3 separate regions of the Homo sapiens genome follow, and regions 1 and 2 are each linked to region 3. A link is an interaction called in ENCODE POLR2A ChIA-PET data of the cell type or tissue named here. Cell type or tissue: OCI-LY7. All regions are shown on one strand. Each heading gives the region's core, and the rest is flanking DNA. Links, peaks and the distances in the headings are about the cores only.

The links. ChIA-PET counts read pairs that join two places held together with the same protein. Peaks named below come from ENCODE experiments on the same cell type or tissue, not always from the same donor. Only the 100,000 strongest peaks of a DNase experiment are listed, where the experiment ranks them.
Region 1: POLR2A ChIA-PET joins it to region 3 with 6 read pairs; 3 of 35 experiments call an interaction of 5 or more read pairs at or near these places.
Region 2: POLR2A ChIA-PET joins it to region 3 with 5 read pairs; 2 of 35 experiments call an interaction of 5 or more read pairs at or near these places.

Annotation. Positions count from the first base shown.
Region 1 is chr5:143,438,060-143,446,241 of GRCh38, forward strand. No RefSeq gene overlaps it. Among named protein-coding and RNA genes, the nearest start is that of NR3C1, 38 kb to the left of the region's middle. In OCI-LY7, for the core only: no CTCF peak of the experiment used is centred there; a DNase peak (open chromatin) is centred at 2,892.
Region 2 is chr5:143,797,815-143,805,996 of GRCh38, forward strand. No RefSeq gene overlaps it. Among named protein-coding and RNA genes, the nearest start is that of HMHB1, 10 kb to the right of the region's middle. RefSeq lists an enhancer at 3,500-3,559. In OCI-LY7, for the core only: no CTCF peak of the experiment used is centred there; no DNase peak of the experiment used is centred there.
Region 3 is chr5:143,578,985-143,587,166 of GRCh38, forward strand. LOC105378209 (a long non-coding RNA gene) reads left to right here. Exons shown (of 4, transcript XR_944375.1): 2 at 7,679-7,715. Among named protein-coding and RNA genes, the nearest start is that of MIR5197, 97 kb to the right of the region's middle. In OCI-LY7, for the core only: no CTCF peak of the experiment used is centred there; DNase peaks (open chromatin) are centred at 4,097 and 4,567; H3K4me3 peaks cover 817 bases; H3K27ac peaks cover 1,876 bases.

The sequences.
Region 1 (8,182 bases), core at 997-5,996, 140 kb before region 3:
TCCCTGGCCTCTCCCAGCCACATGCCTCTCCCCAGGCAGGGTCACTCTGTTTGCACACATCCCTCAGCTGCCCTTACTCCTTATCTCTTTCAGGTTTTTGCTCAAGCCTTCTCTCATCAGAGACTCTTCTGGTCAAATATCTGATCATCCTACTGAAAATTAAGGCTCCTTTTCTAGCCCCACCCTGTCTATCCCCGTTCTTGTTTTATTTTTCTCTGTAGCACTTATTACCATTTCAGATACCATATATTATTATACTTATTTGTTGTCTATCTCCACCCTCTTCTTCCAGAGTATAAACTCCATGTGGCTAGGGTTTTTTGTTTGTTTGTTTTTGTTTTTTAGACAGAGTCTCACCCTGTCACCCACGCTGGAGTGCAATGGCACGATCTCAGCGCATCGCACCTCCTGCCTCCCGGGTTCAAGCGATTCTCCTGCCTCAGCCTCCCGAGTAGCTGGGACTACAGGTGTCCACCACCATGCCTGGCCAAGTTTTGTATTTTTAGTAGAGACGGGGTTTCACCATGTTGGCCAGGTTGGTCTCAAACTCCTGACCTCATGATCTGCCCACCTTGGCCTCCCAAAGTGTTAGGATTACAGGTGTAAGCCACTGTGCCCGGCCGACGGCAGGGTTTTTATTTGTGTTGTTTATGTGGTCTGCTGAACACCTAGAACAGTCCCTGATGTGTAGGTAGCTCAAACAATATTTATTGAATGAATGGATGAAACCAAATACTCTGGCCTCGTTGGCACTAATTCTAAACCATTAAGCTAATGAAACAGAGTGCCATCCAAAATAAATTAATAGAATAAAGCAAGTCCCCATTATCAAAGCAAAATAGATAATTAAAAATTAAAGCAATAACTAGTTAATTAGGGCAAAGGGATTTTTTTATAACTGTGTTATAGGATCATATAGGACCGTGGGACTGAGAGAAAACCTGAGCTCTCACTCAGTCCTGCCTCCTAACTGCAAGACCGAGAGGGCACACTCCAACCATGTCAAAGAGGATCTTTTCCGTGTTAAGGGTATTTGGAGAAATACTCTGGTTTTTCAGTTATTCATATATTTTCTTTTTAATGTTCAACCACTCACCATCTGCTTCCCTTCTTAGAAAAGTCATATCTCTACCTTAAATAACACCGAAAAGAAAGGCCAACTGCGAGTACATGCAAACTCCTACTTCTCTTTGACTATCTGGCCCCAGATAGGAATGGAAAAAATACCATGTTCCTCAGGTGTCTAATATCAAAACAATGGCAACTCTATTAAAGGTACTGAAAACTTTAGCATTTTCCTAAGTTATCCTGAGTAATTTCCTTTTAAATACATTTTTTCTATTATAAGTTAAAACTTTTACTTTTTTAAAAAAGTAGAGGGCTGGGGCCGGGCGCAGTGGCTCACGCCTGTAATCCCAGCACTTTGGGAGGCCGAGGCAGTCAGATCACGAGGTCAGGAGATCGAGACCATCCTGGCTAACATGATGAAACCCCGTCTCTACTAAAAATACAAAAAATTAGCCCGGCCTGGTGGCGGGCGCCTGTAGTCCCAGCTACTTAGGAGGCTGAGGGAGGAGAATGGCGTGAACCCGGGAGGTGGAGCTTGCAGTGAGCCGAGAACCCGCTACTGCCCTCCAGCCTGGGCAACAGAGCGAGACTCTGTCCCAAAAACAAAACGAAACAAAACAAAACAAAAACAGTAGAGGGCTGGGTGTGGTGGCTCACGCCTGTAATCTCAGCACTTTGGGAGGTTGAGGCAGGCAGATCACTTGAGGTCAGGAGTTCAAGACCAGCCTAGCCAACATGGTGAAAACCTGTCCCTAGTAAAGATACAAAAAGTGAGCCAGGTGTGGTGGCTATAATCCCAGATACTCAGGAGGCTGAGGCACAAGAATCGCTTGAACCTGGGAGGCAGAGGTTGCAGTGAGCCAAGATTGCATCACTGCACTTCAGCCTGAGCGACAGAACAAGACTCTGTATCAAAAAATAAAATAAAATAAAATAAAATAAGGAAGAAACTGCTAGCTCATCTTTTAAAAGTATGTATACTGTAAGTCAAATTCTGTTATGGGAATGTGCTACAGTTTTTTAAAATCTCATAGGGTAAGATTTTCTGGTCAAGGGGAAGGTCTATTTTTTGCTAATATATTTTTATGTTAGATATTGCTTGAAATCGATTTAAAACACTGGCAAGTTTCCAATGAAACAAAAAACTTGCAGCATGAGAGAAGGTAGGCTAGACTGGAAGTTAAGAGACCTGGCTGGAATCTGGTTCCCATTATGTGATGAAACTGCTGTGTGAGCTTCAGGCAAGTTCCATCTTTCTGGCCTTGAATTGAGCTGTAGAACGAGAGCCTTAGATGTAAAGGAACTATGTATTCTCTTTCATCCCTAGGATTTATGATTCTTTGTATAGTTGAAATGAATTTAGTCTGAAGTTTTAAATTTTGATTTTCTCTCTTCTTCTTTCCCTTTTTCCTTCTTCCTTATCTCCTTCCTTCCATCCTTCCATCATTATTTATATTTTGCTTCTCTATTTCTTTTTCCTTTCTATTCTTTCTCCTTTTCTCCTCACCTTTCCTTTGTCTTTCAATTACTTTCTTACCTACTTCTTTATCTTTTTACTTGTCCCTTTTCCTTCCTTTTCCTTTTATTTTTTTCTTTCCTTTTCTCTTCATTTTTCCTTTCTACCTTCTTTCCAGCTTTCTTTCTTTCTTCTCTGTCATTCTTTTTCTCAGCAGCAAATCACTTGACATTTCAACAAATCCACAAAGTAGCAGTAGTTTTATGGGCTGGTATTAACACCTATTATGACCAGCCAGGCATTGCAAACTGATGTGAGTGCCGATAGGCCCGCTTTTAGGCCATGCATGGAAAGTAGCCAAATCTGCACATGGCTATTATTTAATGATGCCCAGAGTCAAACAGGAAGCCTTCTGCAAATTGCCTCACAAATTATACAGTGGCTCCCTGCCTGCTTGTTATTGGCATGAAATAGATTTGTAAAACCAGCTTCTGACATCCAAATTATTTCCCTGTCTTTTACACACACACACACACACACACACACACACTCAAAGCTACCCTTCTAACATAAAAATTAAAAATATATTTAGATAGGAAATGTCATAGTCAAAGAAAGCATAAGCAAAAAACTTGAGAAAATATTTACAATATAATGACAATCACAAGGTCTGATTTCCAAAATATGCAAAATGTTATTATAAATTATTAATGCATATAATTTCAATATAAAGTGGGCAAAATTTATGAATAGATAATTCACACAGAAGGAAATAAAAATGTCCAGCAAACATAATATTCTCAACCTCAATAATGAAAGAAACTCAGTTTGAAAGGGTCATTTTTTTGAAAGAAAAATTTGTTGTTTTAACAAAGTATAATGCTTCAAACTGGCCTGAAGAATAATATTGGTGTATATTTTCTCTTCCGTAGCTTTTAATCTTACCATGCACACTTTCAAAGTGACTAAAAATACTTTCTCCCAATAAACAATTTTGCCCAATAATATCCATCCCCTCCCTGAGCCCAGTTCTCTTAAAACTCTAGGTTGTAAAGAAATTGGGGAGTATTTTTTCTGAGTAATAGCCTATGCAAGCCAAATTCTTTTTTTTTCTTTTAAGAGACAAGGTCTCATTCTGTTGCTCAGGCTGGAGTGCAGTAGTGCTATCACAGCTCATTGCAGCCTCAAACTCCTGGGCTCAAGGGATGCTCTCATCTCACCCTCCTGAGTAACTGGGACTACAGGCACATGCCACCATGCCTGGTGAATTTATTTTGTTTTATCTTTTGTAGAGATGGGGCCTTACTTGTTGCCTAGGCTGGTCTGAAATTCCTGGCCTGAAGTGATCCCCTCAGCTTGCCCTCCCAAAGCCCTGTGATTATAGGCATGAGCCACTACACCTAGCCTTGTAAGCCAAATTCTGTCAGACTGGGTCACCAATTATTCTTCTTTTTCCCTCATCCCTACTAAAATGCTCAGAGTATTAGATATCATCATCCTTATTTAAATATTTGTTATAAAACTGGAAAGGGTTGGACCACCTTGGAAACTTTTTTCACTTTTATCTCTTGCTTAATCAGTATAATAGAAAGCTAAGAGAACAGGATTTGGAGTCAAACTGAACCTAGCCTTAATCTTAGCTCTGGTATTTAGTATTGTGTTTCCTTGGGTAAGTTCCTTATTCTCTTGGAGCTCAATTTTCTCATGTATCCGCAAAACAGGACTAACCATAGCATCTCTTTCATAGGGTTGTGGTGAATCTTTAAGTGCTATTATGAACGTGAAGCATATAGCAGAGTACCTAACACAGGACAAAATAAATAAACTGCTGAGATAATGATGTCAATGACGATGAAAGCTTACAAAAGTAAGAGAACTGGTCAGAACGCTGATAAGAACTCCATATAGAATCTGCAAATTTAGAAAGAAGAGACTGAATCTCACTTAAATCTCAAGCAAAGAACTTTGCAACTTATTCAGGGTTTGAATCTATGTCTGTTGAAATCCCACTGAGTCAGTACAATGCTGAATGATGTCTCATTCTGGTGAATAGCCAGGCTGTAAAATCCTTCACAAATTTAAATACAGTATAGTGGGGGAAACAGATCAGAAAAGAGTGACAACAGTCAGAACAGTAGGGGAGGCAAACACACACCAAGGTCTATGTCTAATTTTGATACAATATGGGTCAACATCTAATAATATTCCTAAGATGATGAGAAGTAACCTTGACAACCCAGCTGATGCAGGCACTGAAAGAATAAGAGATTCACAGGGAGAAATAGGAGAAAATCTGGGCCATTTTCTTGGTTCAGTGCTGGCTCATACCTTTTGCTCTGTAGAAAATTTCTTATTACTTGTAAACCAAAGTCTTCTAATATTTAATTAACAAACATCTATTAAACACCTGTAATATGCCAAGACAATAGGTTAGGCCTTTGGGGATATAGAGGTCCCCTGCTCACAAAGGTTGTCAGGGAGGACATTACTATTCACAAGCGAGTAGGATACAGCTTAACCCACACAGTCCTGCAAGCTCAATACTCCTAGCGAAAGCAACAAAAGTCACTGATTAATTTTGACTTGGGATATGCTAATAATAGCGATAACAAATATAATACTGGTAATAATAAATAGGCTAGGTTTTGCTGCAGCAGCAAACAGATCTCAGTGGCCCTATACAACAGAATTTTATTTCTTGATCATGCTCCACAGCCATGTATTAGGTTGGTGCAAAAGTAACTGCGGTTTTGCCATTATTTTCAATGGTAGGCAGGGGACCTGTCTCACATAGCCATAGAATGCCACCATTGAGAACAGGCAACCTCCTCAGCTGCTGTGGCAGGGCAAGAGAGCATGGAGAATTGAGTGCTGGCTCTTAAGAGCGACTTGCTATTGCAGCTCACTGGCCAGACCTTGTCACATGGGCTTACCTATCCTGTGACTAGAGTGAGGAGTGAGGTGTGAGGTACCCAGAATATAGTCTTAGGAGGCTCTTGCTCTTGGGATCATGCAGGTATAGGGTTGGTCCCTGTGTGGCTCTGTGTAAAAGCCAGTGGCTCCTTGTATTTTTCACCTTAGAGATCTCACTGGTCTTATCCCAGTCCCAGCCTAATTGAAAGGGGGTTAGGAAATGTCATGTTCCTTATGTTGAGCTAGGGGAGGTCAGTTTTGGGGAGTACTAGAAACGTCTAGTAACCTAGCCTTGAAACCTCGACCTCATCTGTGGCACTTCCTTTTCTCTCCACCTTTCTGATCCAGGCAGTCACCAAATCTTGGGATTTGAATCAAACATAACAAAAGAACTAATATGTCAGTTACTTAACTATTTGCCAAGAATCGTCCTATGCACACTTATGCTCACTGATTCATTTATTCATTCCTCAGACAGCCCTATGAGGAAGTTCCTATCACTATTTCAATTTTTAAAATGAGAAACTTGAGGCTTGGAGAAATTGAGTAACTTGCCCAAGGTCTTCATCTGTAAGAGGCAAAGTTGAGATTTGAACACATATCTGACTATAATGCCACTAATCATTGTGGGAGCTCACACTTATTCAATATTCCAAAAATTTTAAATGAGAGTGTGGCTAGATCAGCCCAACTCATAAGATAGCTGGAGCAAGGAATACTGACTGGCAATTTGTGAGAAGTGTATATAGATATCATCATCAATGATTTCAAGCTTATGCCATTGATAAAAAGGGATGGTTTTGTTTTGTTTTGGGTTTTCACATGAGAATGCAGTGCGATCTGTTATTAGAAGATGTAGGATATAGAATAGGGATCAAAAAATCTTTACTAATCAGATGTGTGATTAGGGCAACTCTCTTCCTCTCAGTTTTGCCAATGATCAAGAAAGGAGCTGAATCAGATCTTTTAAGGCCATCGCCAGTATTGATATTACAAAATTTTGTGATGATGGCAGAAATACAGAAGACAGGGAAGAAATATATATATATGATAGAAATATATATAAATATATATATTAAAAAATATATAGGATAGAAATATACATAAAAATATATTAAAAATATAAAAATATATAAATATATATAAAATATATAAATATATAAAAAATATAAAAAATATATAAATATATAAATATATAAATATATATAAATATACATATAAATATATATAAAATATATGAATATATAATATATATAAATATATAAAAATATACATAAATATAGAAATATATATAAAAATATACATAAATATATAAAAATATAAAAATATATAAATATATAAATATATATAAATATATAAATATACAAAAATATATAAATATATAAATATATAAATATATAAATATACAAAAATATATAAATATATAAATATATAAAAATATATAAATATAAAAATATATAAATATATATAAATATATAAATATATATAAATCTATACAAATATATAAATATATATAATATATAAATATATAAATATATATAAAATATATAAAAATATATAAATATATAAATATATAAAAAATATATAAATATATAAAAAAGAATATATAAATATATAAAAATATAAAAAAATATATAAAAATATATAAAAGTATATATAAATATATATAAATATATTTGTTTTGTTTTGTTTGTTTGTTTATTATTATCATTTTTTTTTGAGACAGAGTCTTGCTCTGTACCCCCAGCTGGAATGCAGTGACATGATCTCGGCTCACTGCAATCTCTGCTCCCAGGTTCACGCCATTCTCCTGCCTCAGCCTCCCGTGTAGCTGGGACTACAGGCACCCGCCACCACGCCCGGCTAATTGTTCTGTATGTTTAGTAGAGACGGGGTTTCACCGTGTTAGCCAGGATGGTCTCGATCTCCTGACCTTGTGATCCGCCCACCTCAGCCTCCCAAAGTGTTGGAATTACAGGCGTGAGCCACTGTGCCCGGCCAGAAAAATATTTTAAAAACATAAAAATATTCTATAGCAAAACTGAAACACTGATATCTCAAACTAGACAATGTCTGACTGCTAATATTGAAGCAAATTTATCATACTATTTCCAACATTAACCATAAAATAATCCCTTAATCAGAAAAAAATGTGAGGTTAGTTGGAAATACAGCAAGAATTTTATAAGCTAATTTGGCAGAGATTAAATTTTCTTTGGTCAAATTGTTAATTAAAGTGTTTTTTTGGGGTTTGCTGTGCAGAAAATACAGAAGGAGTATGAATAGAGCTAAAAGTTTGACTCCTCCTGAGGCCATGTGGGACAATCACGAATGGCTGAAATGCTGAGACTGTGAAGATAAAGACAATAGATGCTCTTACAAAGGACCCGGGGGAGAACTACTTAGTTTAATTAAGGAGGAGGAGCATTTGAAGCAGTCATTAAGGATGAAGTCATGTATACGAATGCACACAAAAATCTTGCCTTTACATTTTTTTTTTTTTTTTTGGTGGAAACATCTGGCAAAAACATGTTGAGAAAAGAAAACTTTTCTGTTTTGTGCAGCAGGATCTTGCTGTGAAGAGATGAAAACTTGAGCTAATTACAGGATGTCTGCAAAAAGAAAGGGCTAGCTTTATATTTTAGACCAATTTTTCTCCCTACAGGGTAGACTGTCTAGTATAAAAGCAGTGGTATGCCATGGGAAACAAGTATGGGGTAGGAAACAATGAATTGAATCTAATCT
Region 2 (8,182 bases), core at 997-5,996, 220 kb after region 3:
TCCTTTCTCTTGGAAAATGGCATGAGCACATTACTTTGTAGTCAGCAGCAAAGGGTATGTTAGTGAACATACTCCAAGAAGAAAGAGGAATCTAAATAGAAAATTCCTATCAAGTGAAAAGAACCCACAAGGCCTTTACCTTCATGAGCTTACTTAGTATATGTACTAGGTTAATACACTTCCAAATAAGTATGGGTAGCACATTTCAAAGACAAGGAAAAAGGCTCGAGGGAGTTAAGTAACATTCCTGAAGCAAACAGAAGAGATGGAGCAAGAATCCAAGCTTAGGCCTGACATCCTTTTGTTTTTCACTATATGTTCTAATTGGATGAAGCAATGTTTTTGTTTTGCTTTCTCATCTTTTTTAAAAAAATTAATAGAAATGGGGTTTCACTATGTTGCCCAGGTTGGTCTCAAACTCCTGGGCTCATGTGATCCTCCCACTTTAGCCTCTCAAAGTGTTGGGATTACAGGCATGAGCTATTGTGCCCAGCCTGTTTTCTTATTTTTTAATCATGACCTGCATATGTAAGACATAAAACTTCTGTCTCCTTTTTTTTTTGAATTTGAGATACCTTTATCTGCCAGCAATTTTTTTAGATGTACTAAACAAGTTTGGATTCATTTTACTGTTTCATTTGTTGATGCAATAAATTGTTGGTGATGCGATAAATCTATGACCAAGCAGAGAACTTAGACGACTCTTTCTATGGTGTTTTCTCTACATATGTATGGTTCAACTTGTTTTGTGTTCATTCATTGGTTTATTCATTTGACTGTATTTATCAAACGTTTACTCTGCACTTTTGCATTGGACTTAGTATTCTGTGTCTATCCACAAACAAATTGGAACCAGCCTTCAATTTGCCAGTATCACATATCCTCCTGGATAAATGCTCAAGTGTGTTGTGCACACCATTGTTACGTTAAATGTGTTCCTAATATGTGTTATCATCATATCAACTTGGGCAGAAGTCCTCCCCAGAGAAGGCGAGTGAAGATGAGGTCAGAAACATGTGTTTTGTTGAGAGAAATGGTTTCTAGAAATCATTTCTTTCTGGTTTTTCTTCCTATTCTAAAAGAACCAAATAAGAGAAAACCTCCACAAGCAAAACAAATGGTGGCTTCAGCACATGGATGGTCTCCAATAGATCTTCATAAATATCAAGATGCACAAACACTTTTTCTCTCTCTTAACTCACCCTCCCAGCACAGTGCTCAGAGTGCTGGTAATGTGCAGACTTCAGTGTAGGTGATGCCTTAGGGTCTGAAAGAGAAGTTAGTGAAATAAGCTTCCTTCTTCCTGTCTTGCTCCAGGGTTCCTCACTATCACCTTTCCTTGTAGTTTCTACCTAGAAAGTCAACACAGCGTACTGTCTTCTTTAATCTAAGTGTACTTTTCGACACCTCTATATTCTTGCCTTTTCACACCTTTATCATTCCTTCTTTGAATGTAAACCTTCCCCTGTACCTGTTTTCTATGTCCTTTCAAGAATGGTTTGGGAAGCTCTCTCTTTTGATAAGACTTCTATCCTCACTCTTCTGTTCTTTCAGAAGCAAAGATGGATTTTTTTAAACAAAGTTTTTATTGCTTCTTTTGGCCTGAAGCACCAAACAGGTCTCTGAGTCTATAACATGGGCTTTTATTTTAGATGAGATTCAAGAGAAGAACATGGGAGATACTACATATCATGTGTGCGCTTTTACTTACTCCTTTACGTCCTGAATGAATTTAATATATTTTTCATTGATTAATACATTAACATAGCTGCTAAATGCCTAGTATGTGTAAGACAGTATGCTAAGGTTTGGTGAGAAATTGACAGACAAGGTATAGAGTACTTTCGATTCTCTGTTTTGGAATAAAAGGGTAGTTCTACAATCAAATATCAATTACCTTCAGGTATATGAAATCAAATATTGCCTTCCTCAGCTACAAAATTGAGATGTGGCTATGTACAGTATGTAAGTCTGGATATAATAAAGCAATACTTAGTAAATCTTTGAATAAACAAAGGAATACAGAGCTGGAGAAGAAAAGTCTCTGGGAAAGATCATTTAAAATTAGAATTAGGGATTTTGGTAAATATACAAATGGGAAAATAAGCACTCAAGTGAGAAAATACGAAGACTGAGAAGACATAGAATTGATATTTTTGAAACAATTGAGGGGACCCAGAGGTGAAAAACAAATATATTGACATACTTATGGACCTCATGGACCGGGTAAATGAAGTTGTTCAGTGGAAAGTTAGTTATTTTTAGAGCAAAAGGAACAGGAAATAATGCTTTACACACTGGTTTATTTGTAGCACTTATTACTGAAGAAGTGATGTCAGTCAAAACGAAATAAATTGAACTATGTTGAGAATGGATCTAAGCCAGTTTGGTCATTCCCAATTATTAGCTTCTTTTTTTTAAGAACTAGTAACCTTCAAAAATTTAGAGGTAGTTTACAGTTTAGGATCTCCTCCCCTGCAACTTTCCTACCAGGTTATAATGAAAGTAACTCTTAGCCGGGCACAGTGGCTGATGCTTGTAATCCCAGCACTTTGAGATGCTGAGGGGGGTGGATTACCTGAGTCAGGAGTTCAAGACCAGCCTGGCCAACATGGCAAAATCCCAACTCTACTAAAAGTACAAAAAATTAGCCAGGCATGCAGCATGCACCTGTAATCCCAGATACTTGGGAGGCTGAGACAGGAGAATTGCCTGAACCTGGGAGGCAGAGGTTGCAGTGAGCTGAGATTGTGCCACTGCACTCCAGCCTGGGCGACAGAGCAAAACTCTGTCTCAAAAAAATGAAAAGAAAAAAAAGGAAAATTCTCAAACCCAGATCTTTCACACATTTTTTTTTTTTTTTTTTTTTTTTTTAGAAAGCAGACACCAAACAGTCTAGAACCTGTTTGGCAATCTTCTTGAGTCCCAATTCTATCCTTTTAGTTTCATTGGACACAAAATGGATACTATTCTGGGGGCAAGATGGATTCAACACTATGGCTGGCATCATGCAGAAGAGTCCTTCCCACCAGCAACCTGGGTCCTGCATTGGCTGCCATTTCAAAAGTGCAGATGGGGCTTTCCACTTAGAATAGAGTGGTTTATGGCAGCTTAACACTCCCACGGGAACACAACTGAAAAAAAAGCTAGATCAAATTCAAAAAACACATCTGTTTCAAGGCATCAGAGAGCTGCAAAAGCAATGAGGACTAGATGGGCTAAAATTCCAGACGGGAAAATCCCAGAGGGGTGAGGAAGGGATCTTTTGCAGCTTTTCCTAGGGGGTATTTGCCTAGTTCTAGGTGTGGCTATGAGGCTGAGAAGCCTTTCTTGGCTCCAGCAAAGGGCCGCTGTTGCGAGGGAAGGAGAAAACAGCAGAGACTGGAGCAGGTATGCAGTAAGGAGGTGACCCAACTGGTGATTTCAATGGCCTTAACACACAGCTAGTTACTTCTTGAAGACATTTGCTCAATCCTGAAGCTGAGCCCAGTGGGAGACTTAGAAACTAAGTTTAAAAATCTTAGAAAAGCAGAGCAGAACTTTCCTCCAGTTCATGGTTCTACGAAGACGCTGACTGCTGGGGAGGAACTCTGGTTCATGGGGCCTGGGGGCAGTGGTGAGGTGACTTGTTTGCAGCTGCCTGTTCCCTGTCAGCTTTGGCCAGTTCCGGGTATGGCCAGAGCTAAGCATCTTGCTTGGCCCAACAGAGGGCCACTGTTGGGATGGGAAAGCAGAGGTTTTTGCATTTATGTGAGGCTGGAATTCACTGGAGACTTGAGGAGCCTCAAACACACAGCTGGTTTCCCTTTAAGAAATTTGCAGAATTCTGAAGCTGCATGGAATAGGAGATTAAAAATCAGAAAACTTCTGAAAAGCAAATGGGAGTTTTCTGTATTCTGTGTGCACTGAGAAGTCAAGGATCTCCCAGGCGCTGGGGTCCTGGTCGATACTTCATGTTCTCACTTAGAAGAAGGGCCTCATTCTGGGAACAGGAACAAACCCAAGATACACGCAGCCCAGTCACAAGCTTGGGGAAGATGCTTCTCCCAGCCCCAGTCTATCCACCCCACAGAGGAAAGGGTTGATCCTCTCCTGGTGGAAGATAACATCTACAGCCTTCATAAGTTTTTATACACAACAATCTGTCATTCAACTAGATATAAAGACCACTGAGGTCAGAAGATTCTCATACCCTGTCATGCAAGGATGGAGTATGTCTCCATGCTATTTTTAGCCAATCTACCTCTTGAACACCCTAATTGCACTAATGGAAACAGCTTTGATTATTAGCATGATAGAAAATAATCTATTATGCCAATAAACAAAACATATTGTTGATTAGAGATAAAGAGCTGAAACTCTTGCAGCAGCACTTCCGGGGTATCACTCTAATAATTAAGGGCTGGTTGATCACTCTGAAGTATGTATTTTTTATTAGAGTGTAGAATAAACACACATGTATTATAATACTTTATGATGAAATGTTTTAAAGTAAATAATAGCTCATATGAGACTAAAAGCTCTTTAATAATTTGTTGTATATTTTCAAAAAGTTAGAAGAGACTATTTTGAACGTTCACAACACAAAGAAATCATAAATGTTTGAAGTAACTGATACATTAATTATCCTGATTTGATCTTCATATATTGTATACACATACTGAAATATCACTCTGTATCCTATAAATATATATAATTATTACATGTCAACTGAAAATAAAATGGAAAAACATCAGAAGCCTTGGTAGATTCAACTCTGTGTGCCTAGCTCATTCAGCTCTCAGCTTGTAATAGGGGATCAGTCACACTTGTTGAGTGAATTAATAAATTAAATATTTAGGTAAAATAATAAATGATGGGCTGGGCGCAATGGTTCACACCTAAAATCCCAGCACTTTGGGAGGACAAGGAGGGTGGATCACGAGGTCAGGAGTTCAAGACCAGCCTGGCCAACATGGTGAAACCCGGTCTCTACTAAAAATACAAAAAAAAAATTAGCTGGGTGTGGTGGTACGCACTTGTAGTCCCAGCTACTCAGGAGGCTGAGACAGGAAAATTGCTTGAACCTGGGAGGTGGAGGTTGCAGTGAGCTGAGATCACACCACTGCTCTCCAGCCTGGGCGACACAGCAAGACTCCATCTCGAAAAATATAATAATAATAAATGACGGATTATTCTGGGCGTTATTTCAAATGGTGAAAATCAGAACAAGGGGCTGTTCGCCTGTTGGTACCTCTTCTCCCTAACTCATTTTGAATCCCCAGTAATGTCCTATATCCTGATTGGTTCTCATATCCTGTCTTGGATTGCTTTGTTACCATTCTGATTATTTTCCATGCCTTTCCTGGAAGGCAACGTAGCAAGGAGACTGGGAAGCAGGCACTCAGGTGTCAGGCAGACCTTATCAAGGGGCCTTGACTCTACAACTTACCTACCACCCATTTGGCCACTAGCAGGTTACTTAACCTCTCTGGATCTCAGCCCTCTACTGTACAATGGGTATAGCATAGTAGCTTTTACAGAAAGTTGATGTGAGGATTAAATAAGATAACACTTGTCAAATGCTTAGGAGAGTTCCTTCAACATAGTCCAATGTAGTTGTACAATAAAATATTAGCAATTATTGTATTCTTTTGTAAGCCTATGCATTGCTCAATTTGGATTTTTCAAACAAACAAAAATTAAGATTACATCAAGATTGTGCACCTTAACAAAACAAAAGCTCAGGAGAGATGAGACTCAAATAATAAATGCTAGAATACATACTTTTGTGTTAATATTCTGCCTTCAAAGAAGTCAACTTGAAAGACTAACACTGAGCTGAAGACATTTAAAAAGCAATTTCCCAGCCTGTTAACATTTTCCAGTCTATACAGGTCTCAAACATTTTGGGAGACCCCTAAAACCAGCTTCCTCACTTCCTAGGCATGTCTTAATATATATACGTGTGTGTATGTGTATATATATATATAATATTTTATATATAATTATATATAAAAATATATATAATATCTTTCTACCAAAATTGGTATCTCTAACAGAATTAACTTAACATAAGATCTAACTGAAAATTGCATTTACTTTTACAGAAATTAAATCTGACTTTAAAAGATGAATAATCTACAGACTCTCAACAATGAAGAGTATGTCTCGGCTTTTAAATACCACTGCCAAAGAGTTCTTTTAGGTCAAGACTCATTCATTTGGGGGTAGGATAACAGACTAGACTATTTACCTTCATTAACCTGAAACTATGGGAGGTGTGGAAGTCAACCTGTATTTGTCATTGGGTCCGAGTGTCTCTGCGGTCTACCTGTCCTTGAGCTGTCATAATGGCTGGTACATTTTCTAGGAGCATTGCATAAGGACTATTAGCAATTCCAAACAGCCAATCAAGCATATGTATATGACAACCTGCATTAAATATCAGTTAGTTTTCTCATCTCTGAGCAACAGAGCTGATTTTAAATCATATAAGTGTGTACGGCAAGAGTTGCATATAGCCAAAATTACCTTTTATAATCTTTTAGGAAGACATCAAATTGAATGCCAATAAACCCAACGCAGCCAGTTTTTTCCCACTGTCTAGACATATTCCTGTTTCTTTGGATTACTACCAGAATAAATAGTTGGCGTGCATTTGGAGGCCATATTTTAGGAAATGTTCTTATCTTGAAACACTAGTAGCACATTCAGTGCAGAGAGATGTCCATACCATGAGAGGAGCATGCGGGAACTGGCACCAAATGTGGAAGATCAGATTCACTTTTCCCATCTCTCCTGCACTCCAAGCACATATGTATTGAGGAGGTGGTCAGGTAGAATCACTGCACTATTTACATGGTTTATAGTATTTTCTTTTATTTTATGTTTCGCCTGGGCACACTGTATTGAACTCTACCAGTTGGCTCTATTAAATTAGATGCATGGAGATATACTCTATACCACAGTCTTGGAAAGAACTCATAGATAAAATTTACTGTCTGCCAGGGACTCTATTAAACATGCATTATTTTATGTAATCTTGTTTAAAGTTTTATTTTTTAAAGTCATACAGTAAAATTGACCTTTTTGGTGCACAGTTCCATGACATTTAACACAGACATAAATTCTTAAAATACCATCACAATCAGGACACAGAACAGTTCCATTACCCCATGAAACTCCCTGCTGTTCTCTTGCAGTCAACTCTTTCTCCACCCTTAACCCTGAGCAGATCCATGGCAGCCAAGCTCCTGTTTTCTGTCAATATACCTGTGTCTTTTCAAGAATGTTACATAAATGGAATTATACAATATATAACCTTTGAGACTGGTTTCTTTCACTTAGCCTAATGCCTCTGAGATTCATCCGAGCTGTGTGTATCAATAGTTCATTCCTTTCTGTTGCTGAGTAGTATTCCATTGTATGGCTATATCATAGCTTATTAATTCATTCTCCCAGTCTTTTGGGTTGCTTCCAGTTTTGGTGATTATAAATAAAACTGCTGTAAGTATTTACATATAGTTTTGTGTGAATATAAGTATTCATTTCACTTGGGAAAATATCCAACAGTGGGATTGTTAGGTCATATGGTAAGATTACATACAAAAAAACTACAAAACTTCTTCCAGAATGGCTGTACCATTTTGCATTCCCATTAGCAATGTATGAGAGTTTCAACTGCCATGCATCTTCATTAGAAGTTGGTATTGTCAGTAGTATTTTTAGTCATTTAATAGGTATGTGGCATATAATACTCTAATATCACTATAAAGTAGGTAGTATTATTATCTCAGTTTTATGAGTGAAGAAATGAAGGCTCAGAGAGTGTAAGTACATCACCATAGACCTCACATTATGTAAGGGTCAGAAGAATCCCAGGATTTAACTCCAGAGTCCTAAAGACATTCCACATTGTGGTATAAGAGCAATCTATTTGACAAGACATGTATCTTCATATGTGACTTCTATTTGCAAGTCATAAGCTTTAATACACCTTGTTGATTTCTTTTAAAAGTTGGGGATACGTTGCATAACTGTCAGTTTGTGAATAAGCTGGAAGATGCCTTCAATCAGACATGTACTTTCTTTTGAACAAAAAAAAAGAGAGAGCTTAGCAGAGACATTGAAGACACCAATTTAAATTTTCTCTTGCATTAAAAAAAATATTCAGGACAAGAAACCATGAAAAATTTTTAAA
Region 3 (8,182 bases), core at 1,877-6,876:
GGGAAATGTTTTAAAAGTCTGACCATACCTATGTGAGGATGTGGGGAAACTGACATGCTCCTGATGGGTTTGTGAACTGGTCAACATGTTGGTTCCCATTTACAACACCCCACTTTCTGAAAGCCTTTCTGCAGGAATATGTGAGGTATATAAACAATAGAAAGCTACTTGGTAGCCCTTCATTTTCCTCATCATCAGCATACACCCATTTTATTATCTCACAGTGCTGTAGACCAGAAGTCCAGGAGGCTGGGCTGCTTTCTCTGCTCTGAGGTGCACAGGTCAAAATCAAGATGTAGGCTGTATTAGTCTGTTCTCATGCTGCTAATAAAGATATACCTGAGACTGGGTAATTTATAAAGAAAAAGGTTTAATGGACTCACAGTTCCACCTGCCTGGGGAGGCCTCACCATCATGGCGGAAAGTAAAGACATGTCTTACATGGCCACAGGCAAGACAGAATGAGAGCCAAGCAAAAGGGGGAACCCCTTATAAAACCATCAGATCTTGTGAGACTTATTCACTACCATGAGAACAGTATGGGGGAAATGGCCCCCATGATTCAATTATCTCCTACCAGGTGCCTCCCAAAACACGTGGGAATTATGGGAGCTACAATTCAAGATGAGATTTGGGTGCACAGCCAAACCTCAACATATCTAGATGAACTCTTATTTTTTTCCCTCCCCTCATTCCCATCCCTATGAAACCTGTTATACCTTTACCTTAGCCATGTCTTCAGTCTCCCCAAGGTCTAGGGGGAATCTACTTTCAGGATCATTCAGGTTGCTGGCAGAGTTCAGTTGCATGTGTATATGAGGCTTTGGTCTTGTTTTCTTGCTAGTTTTCTGGTCAGGGTTGTTCTTCACTTTCTGGGGCTTCCCGTATTCCTTGGCTCATTGCCCCTTCATTTCCAAAGCCAGCAATAGTAGGCCGAGTCCCTCTCATGCTTCGTGTCTTTCCTGCCTCTTCTGACTGACTCTTCTGCCTCTTCTGCCTGCAAGGGCTTAGGTGATTACACTGGGCTCAATCCGATAATCCAGGATCATCTTCCCATCTCAAGGACTGTGACTTCAATCACATCTGCAAAGACTCCTTTTGACATGTCAAGTAACATATTCATAGATTCCAGGAATAGGATGTAGACTTCCTTTGGGTGCTGTTACTTTCCCTACCATGCCTCTTATTCAACTATTTTGGGAATAATAACAACACAACAAAAATGATTAAGATAATAAGGCCAGTGTCATAGGTGACAAAATGGAGGTCTAGTCAATCCTGGTTCCAAGATAAAAAATCAGGCAGCCTGACTCCAGAACCCACACTCTTAATGACGATACCACTGCAAAAATGCCTGGCCTGGAAATTCTAGATTTGTAGAGATGCCAGATTACTGTGTGGTTCTGATTCCCATTATCCCTTGTGAATTTTCCTGCAGTGCTCTAATATGGGAATGATGTTATGGGGAGTCTAGAGAGACAGGGTTTGAAAGTTCTTTCCAGTTGAAGAGTAAATATGGATCTTTTTATTCACATATTAGTGACATAGTCATGCCTCTTTTGTATATGGATCTTATGATCTATACATATGAATTCCATGGCAGTGGCATGGATCTTATTATAGTGACAAAGTCATGTGTCTTATGTATGTCACATATACATGTATTATGGGATGTAGGTAGAATCAAATATAAAAGTAATCATCATAGAAAATACTCACGGTTTATAAAGTGAAAACAGTTTATTATAGCACAGAAATAAGTTAGTATTTATTGAGCACCTAGGAATTACCAGGCACCGCATTAGGCGCCTGGGGTATAAAGTGAATAAAACAGACCAAAAGAAAAAAAAAAAAACCCACAAGGGCTTACATTCTAGAGGCTGCTGGGAGACTGACAATAAGCAACACGTATTACGAATTAGTAATTATATAATAAGTTAGAAAGTGGTAAATGCTTTGGAAAAAATAGAACAGGATAAAGATCACCAGTGGTGGAGGGAGAGCAGATTTCAGTTTTAAGTGGGGTTCTCAGGTAGGATTCATTGAGAAGCTGACATTTAAGCGAAGATTTGCAGCAGGTAAGGGTTGTCATGCAGATATCTGGGGAATATTCCAGGCAAGGGGAATATTCCAGCCAAAGGCAATAATCCAGGCCAAAGGATATCCAGTGCAAAGGCCTCAAGGTAGGAACATGCCTGGTCTGCTTGAGGGGGAGCAAGAAGGTCAGGGTGGCTGCAGGGTAATGAAAGAGGGGAACACAGAAGGAGAGGAGTCAGAGAGTAATGAGAGTCAAATTATGTGGACCTTGGCTTTTACCCTGAGTGAGTCATTGGAGTTCCATGATCTGCTCATGTTTTATGTAGATTGGCGTGGCTGTTGTGTTGAGAACAGGCTACAGGGGCAAGAGTGGAAGCAGGTTGGCCTGTAATCCTGGTGAGGTCTGCATCAGGTAGTAATTACTGGAGAGGCTGGACTCTGGCTCTGTTTTCAAGATATGGATATGCTGATAGATTGGTTAGAGTCTTGAGCAAAAGAGAAGTTTCGGGTTCCATTCGCTGAGATGGCAAGGACTAAGGTAAAGGTATAACAGGTTTCATAAGGATGGGAATGAGGGGAGGGAAAAAAATAAGAGTTCATCTGGATATACTGAGTTTTAAAACATTTATTAGACATTCAAGTGGAGGTGTTAGGTTTGCCATTGGTTATGAGTCTGGGGTCCAGGAGAGAGGTCTGGGCTGGAGATAGAATCCTTGCAGTTGTCAACATAGGATTAAATTCATGAGATGAATGAGGTCACCAGTGGAGTAAAATGAAGACTGATGGAGCTGCTGGGGCACTCCAGCTTTGCAGGGGAGAAGAGGAGGAACAGCAAAGGAGACTGGGAGGAGAGTGAGGGAGGGAGGAGGAAAACCAAGAGGGAATGCTGTCCTACGAATCGAAGTCAAAGTGAGAAGTGACCATTGAGTTTAGTAATCTGGAGGCACAGGTGACCCTTACCAGAGCATTTTTGCTGGGGAGGGGGAGTGGGGGAAATCTGGCTGGACTGGGCTGAAGATATCATGGGAGGGGAGGAACTGGAGTCTCTGAGTGCAGCTCTTAGTATTGTGAAGGAGAGCAGTGAAATGGGGAGTAGCTGTGGAGGATGTGGAGCTTTTTATTATTGTTATTTAAGATAGGAGAAATAGCATCATGCTTATTTGCTGATAAGAATGATCCGGGAAAGAGGGGAAAGTTCTGATAATGTAGGAGAAGGAGGCAGAATGCTGAAGTGTTGTCTTTGATTGGCTAAAGGGAATTGGGTCAAGTGCACATAAGAGGAAGAATTGGCTTTAGATCAGAACACGGTATAGGAGTACTGCCCATCAGGGGGGCTGAGGGAAACGAACTCTTAAGTAGCTCTTACATTTCCTGGTCAAAGAAAGGTAATTCTCTCATCCTGTGGTCATTGCAGCAGCTGGAGCTTTCAATATCTGGGAGGCTGGATTCTTTAGTTGACCTCAACGTTGGTTTTGCTAGCACCAAGTTACCCTAAGGCTTTCTGTTTTTTTTTTTTTTTTTTTTTTTTAATGGCAAATAAGTTCAATCAGCAGGTTGGAATAGCGAAGCTCACTGGACAAAGCAGCTTATTGCCTTACAAACCTGGGGCTGAATTATTAATAATACAGAACAGGTATGCACTTAAAGTCCCACCAGCAAAACAGGGGCTCTAAAGAGAGATGCAGGGAGGGAGAGGAGAGAATAATTCAGTTAATTAAACATATTCAGAAATTTGCCACCTGTAAAGCCAGAGTGAAATTACTTTCATTTCTGTATGCACATACATTTTGTGTTTTACAGGTAAGCATTGTTTTCAATTACAGAGAGGAGAGCACCATCAACTGTCAATGCTTATGGTTTCTAAACATCTTAACCCAGTCCAGTTTAGGTCAGTTTCCTTTGAGTAGAAGAAATCCTGATCCATGACCAGAGATTATACCCTAGACTATACAAACAGATCTCTTGCAAGTGCCTGTCTCAAGGCGGATTGAGAAAGAGCATCTGCAGCTCAGCGTTGACTCGTCATCTCTCAGTGAATAATAAAGGAAATGCATATCCTATAATAGTGGGCCAGAGTCTCACCTCTTCATGTGACAAATGACACGTGCTCAGTCTAAATAAAGCTCTTTACTTTATGAAATACAACGGCACCAAAGCCTTATGCAGCTCTAGGTCTGCCCCACATTTCTCCACAGGCAAATGACATTTAAGTCCATGGATGGATGCCTTTTCTTGATGTTCACACAGGAAACATATCATTCCCTATTCGACTCTATTAAGTTACTTCACTTGATCACATGTTCAAGCTTTCGTGGTCTTTTTTTCTAAAAATTATATTCTCCAGAAAAGGGGTGGTGATCTTGCCTTTCCCTTATTCCAGACTTTAAGGAGATGAAAACCAGGTGTAGGAAAGAGGAGGGTAAACATCAGGATATTAACAGAAAGAGGAAGAATAGAGGGGACAGTCAGGTGGTCCAGGAGACTGGAAGTAAATTCAGTTCACGTTCACCACATGCCACAGCAACAAAGATAACACACTTCCTGGTTTGAGTAGCTTATGCCTTAGAGCAGAGGTTCTCCATCTTTTGAGTCATACCTGATAGATAATATTTCATATGTTCAACCCACTTGCATTACTAATATGGACACTTCTGGACTGTGGCACTCACTGATTAAATACTCTGCAGATTGTATATAGTTCTGAGCTCAGGAACTACAAATCCTCCTCTTTCCCTATGTTCCCCTGTTGCACATGTTGTGGCTGAACTCCCTGTCTCTATTTCCCACCTTCCCCAATGAGTAGCAGTCATGGGGTAAGGGTGATAGTGACCCATTCCTGGCTCTAGGAGTAGGCGTTGATGAACTTAAGCAAACCAGTTGTCCATTCTTTTAGATTCAGGGGAAGGCATTTGACCTATGATTTCCTGGAGGGAAAACCAGGACTGTGGTTTGACTGTTGGTTGAGAAGAGGTCTGTGGGGAAGAGAAGATCTTTCTCCTAGATGTGGTACAGTGTGGATGTGAAACCTAGAAGTGCTGCTGCCATTTTGCTACCATGTGTGAAGTCAGCATGAGACAAAGTAGCAGAACAAAGAGAATTGCAGATCAAAGGAGCTAGAGCCAAACAAAACTGTATCTAAAGTCCATATAACACACACAAACCTATATTTATTGGTGTATTTTAGTTATAGGAGCTAATAATTCTCTATTATTCTTATTTAAAAAAATTATTTCAATAGGTTTTGGGGAATAGGTGTTTTGGGTTACATGGATAAGTTCTTTAGTGGTGATTTCTGAGATTTTGGTGCACGTGTCACCTGAACCGTGTACACTGTACCCAATGCGTTGTCTTTTATCCCTCAACCCCCTCCCATCCTTCCCCTGCCAAGTCCCCAAAGTTCATTATATCATTCTTATGTCTTTGCATCCTCATAGCTTAGCTCCCATTTATAGGTGAGAACATATGATATTTGGTTTGCCATTCCTGAGTTACTTTACTTAGAATAATGGTCTCCAACTTCATCCAGGTTGCTGAAAATGACATTATTTCATTCCTTTTTATGGCTGAGTAGTATTCCATAGTATATGTATACACCACATTTTCTTTATCCACTCATTGGTTGATGGGCATTTAGGCAGATTCCAAATTTTTGCAGTTGCAAATTTTGCTGCTATAAACATGCATGTTCAAGTATCTTTTTCATATAATGACTTCTTTTCCTTTGGGTAGATACTCAGTAGTGGGATTGCTGGATTGAATGGTAGTTCTACTTTTAGTTCTTTAAGGAATCTCCATACTCTTTTCCATAGTGGTTGTACTAGTTCACATTCCCACCAGCAGTGTAAAAGTGTTCCCTTTTTACCACATCCAAGCCAACATCTATTATTTTTTTATTTTTAAATTATGGCCATTCTTGCAGGAGTAAGGTGATATCACATTGTGCTTTTAATTTTCATTTCTCTGATAATTAGTGATATTGAGCGTTTTTTCATGTTTATTGGCCATTTGTATATCTTATTTTGAGAATTGCCTATTCATGTCCTTTACCCACTTGTGGATGGGATTATTTGTTCCAGTACTTGACAAGTGGGCAAGGGACATTATTGGTATAAAATCTACCAATAAATAAAGATATGTATTTTGCTGATTTGTTCGAGTTCCTTGTAGATTCTGAATATTAGTCCTTTGTCAGATGCACAGTACCTTCTCTTTATTGTTTAATTCAGTTTGAACTGGGTTTTGGGAACTTGCCACCAATAGCACTGATCCATATAAATGACTTTTCAACACTGTGGCTAAGAACCTCTGGGTTAGAGGAAATTCAAATAAGTTACTGACAAATGAAGTAAATAATAATAATGATAATATTAAAATCAGAAAGTGAGTGACAGCATTTAGAAAGATGTCCTTGGGTTAGGTTGGTAGTAGTTTTGGAATGCAGCCAAGGAGACAGAAAACAGCAAAAGTAAACCCCAGGTAAGGAAATACTTATATTTCTTAATTGGTTCTAAAATATATAGAGTTATTCAAGAGGGTTTCCAATCATAAAGCTATAAATTCAGAAACTGTAATGGTAGAGGTACTGCTAGAATAAGAGGCCCCTGGGAAAGCAAGTTAAGGCAGGTTGGAGTGGGTAGGCAGCTTTCAGGATGTCTGGAAGGTGGTAGGAAGGTTTGGATGAGAAATGCTAAGATTGCTGGAGTAACTAATGAAGCTCATGTCTGATGCTGCTGATGTATTACAAAAATCTCAGAAGCCCGGAGTATTGAAGCCAATGGTAAATTCAATAAGTATTTGATCACTGACAGAAAAACAAGTGTTCCAGGCATATAGGCAGCTAGTTTGTGTGAATCCGTAGTGTATTTAAACCAGCATGTTAAAGGGGCCTATAGAGAAGGTAGTCCCTAAGAATCTATCACTTTGTTGATTCAAATAAGACATAGCATCTTTTGCCATGTCTTCAACTACAGTGTTTGTGTCTTTCTTTTAAGATTGTTTTTCCTCCTTCCCTCCCTGTTCACTTTCTTTCTTTTTTTTTCCCTTCCTTTATCTTGTATGTGGATGCTGACATTTATGTATAGATCTCCCTCATACTGAGATCACTAATGCTGGTGGCTTTAGATATAGACTGTGCAAGTTCAGCCTGAGTGGTTCTAGACAGTTCCTTGAACTTGACTGCATTCAGGAAATGTTAAATATTTCCTGGAAATTGCCTGAGTCAGTGCAAGACTCAATGATAAAGCATATCCTGCAAGTCCTGAATGCCACATGTAGGCAGAGAAAAGGCAAAGCAATTTTCCAGCTGTTTAAATAATGAGCACAGGAGTCCCTTCAGGGGGTTCCTTTGAGTAGAAAAGCAAGTTAAGGCAGGATGGAGTGGGCAGGCAGCCTGCAGGATGTCTGGAAAATTAAGTGGGAAAGAAGACAGTGTGGTGGTACGAAGTCGTTTGAGCTCTAAAAGGACAGGTCCTGGGAAAGACTTAAGGCTGGAAACAAACCAGAAACATCCTTCATTTTCATCTTTCCAAACACAGCTTTGTTATTATCTAAGACAGTTGAAGAAAAAGAAAAAATTGACGTGCCTTTGGAAAATTCAAAATGTGTCATTTCTGTCTCAAAAGTCCTGTATTTTGTCTTGCAGTTCAGAGACTGGAGATGGGCAGTGTCACCCATATCAGGTATGTGGTTGAGTAATGTCTTAGAAACAAAATATGTTCCTCTTTGGTTCCAGATGCTTGGGTTTCTAGAGTCTGGCAGGACTAGTAATCTTGAATCTGTCTACTTCACACAAAGTTTGACCAAGTCTCACAGGGTTTGGGACCCTCACAGTTTTGTCAGGAAACCAGCCTACCTTTTTTCCCTACTCCTCTTCCCTCCCTCCCTCTTGCCATTCATTCAAACAGTGGTACAAAGAACACTAACAGGTGTCATACACTGAGGTATGTGTTGGGAATAGAGATGAGTAAACATGGTGTCTGCCTGAGGAGCTTATTCCCTAATAAAGGAGTCAAACATGAATAGATAAGTTATAATATGGAAAGATGAGTGTTATGAAGAACCCAGAACTGTGGGAGCCTGAGTCCAGCTGCAGTTCCCTGGCAGGGGAGTGTCAATACCCTTCCAGTTAAGGTGGGGTGGAGGGAGC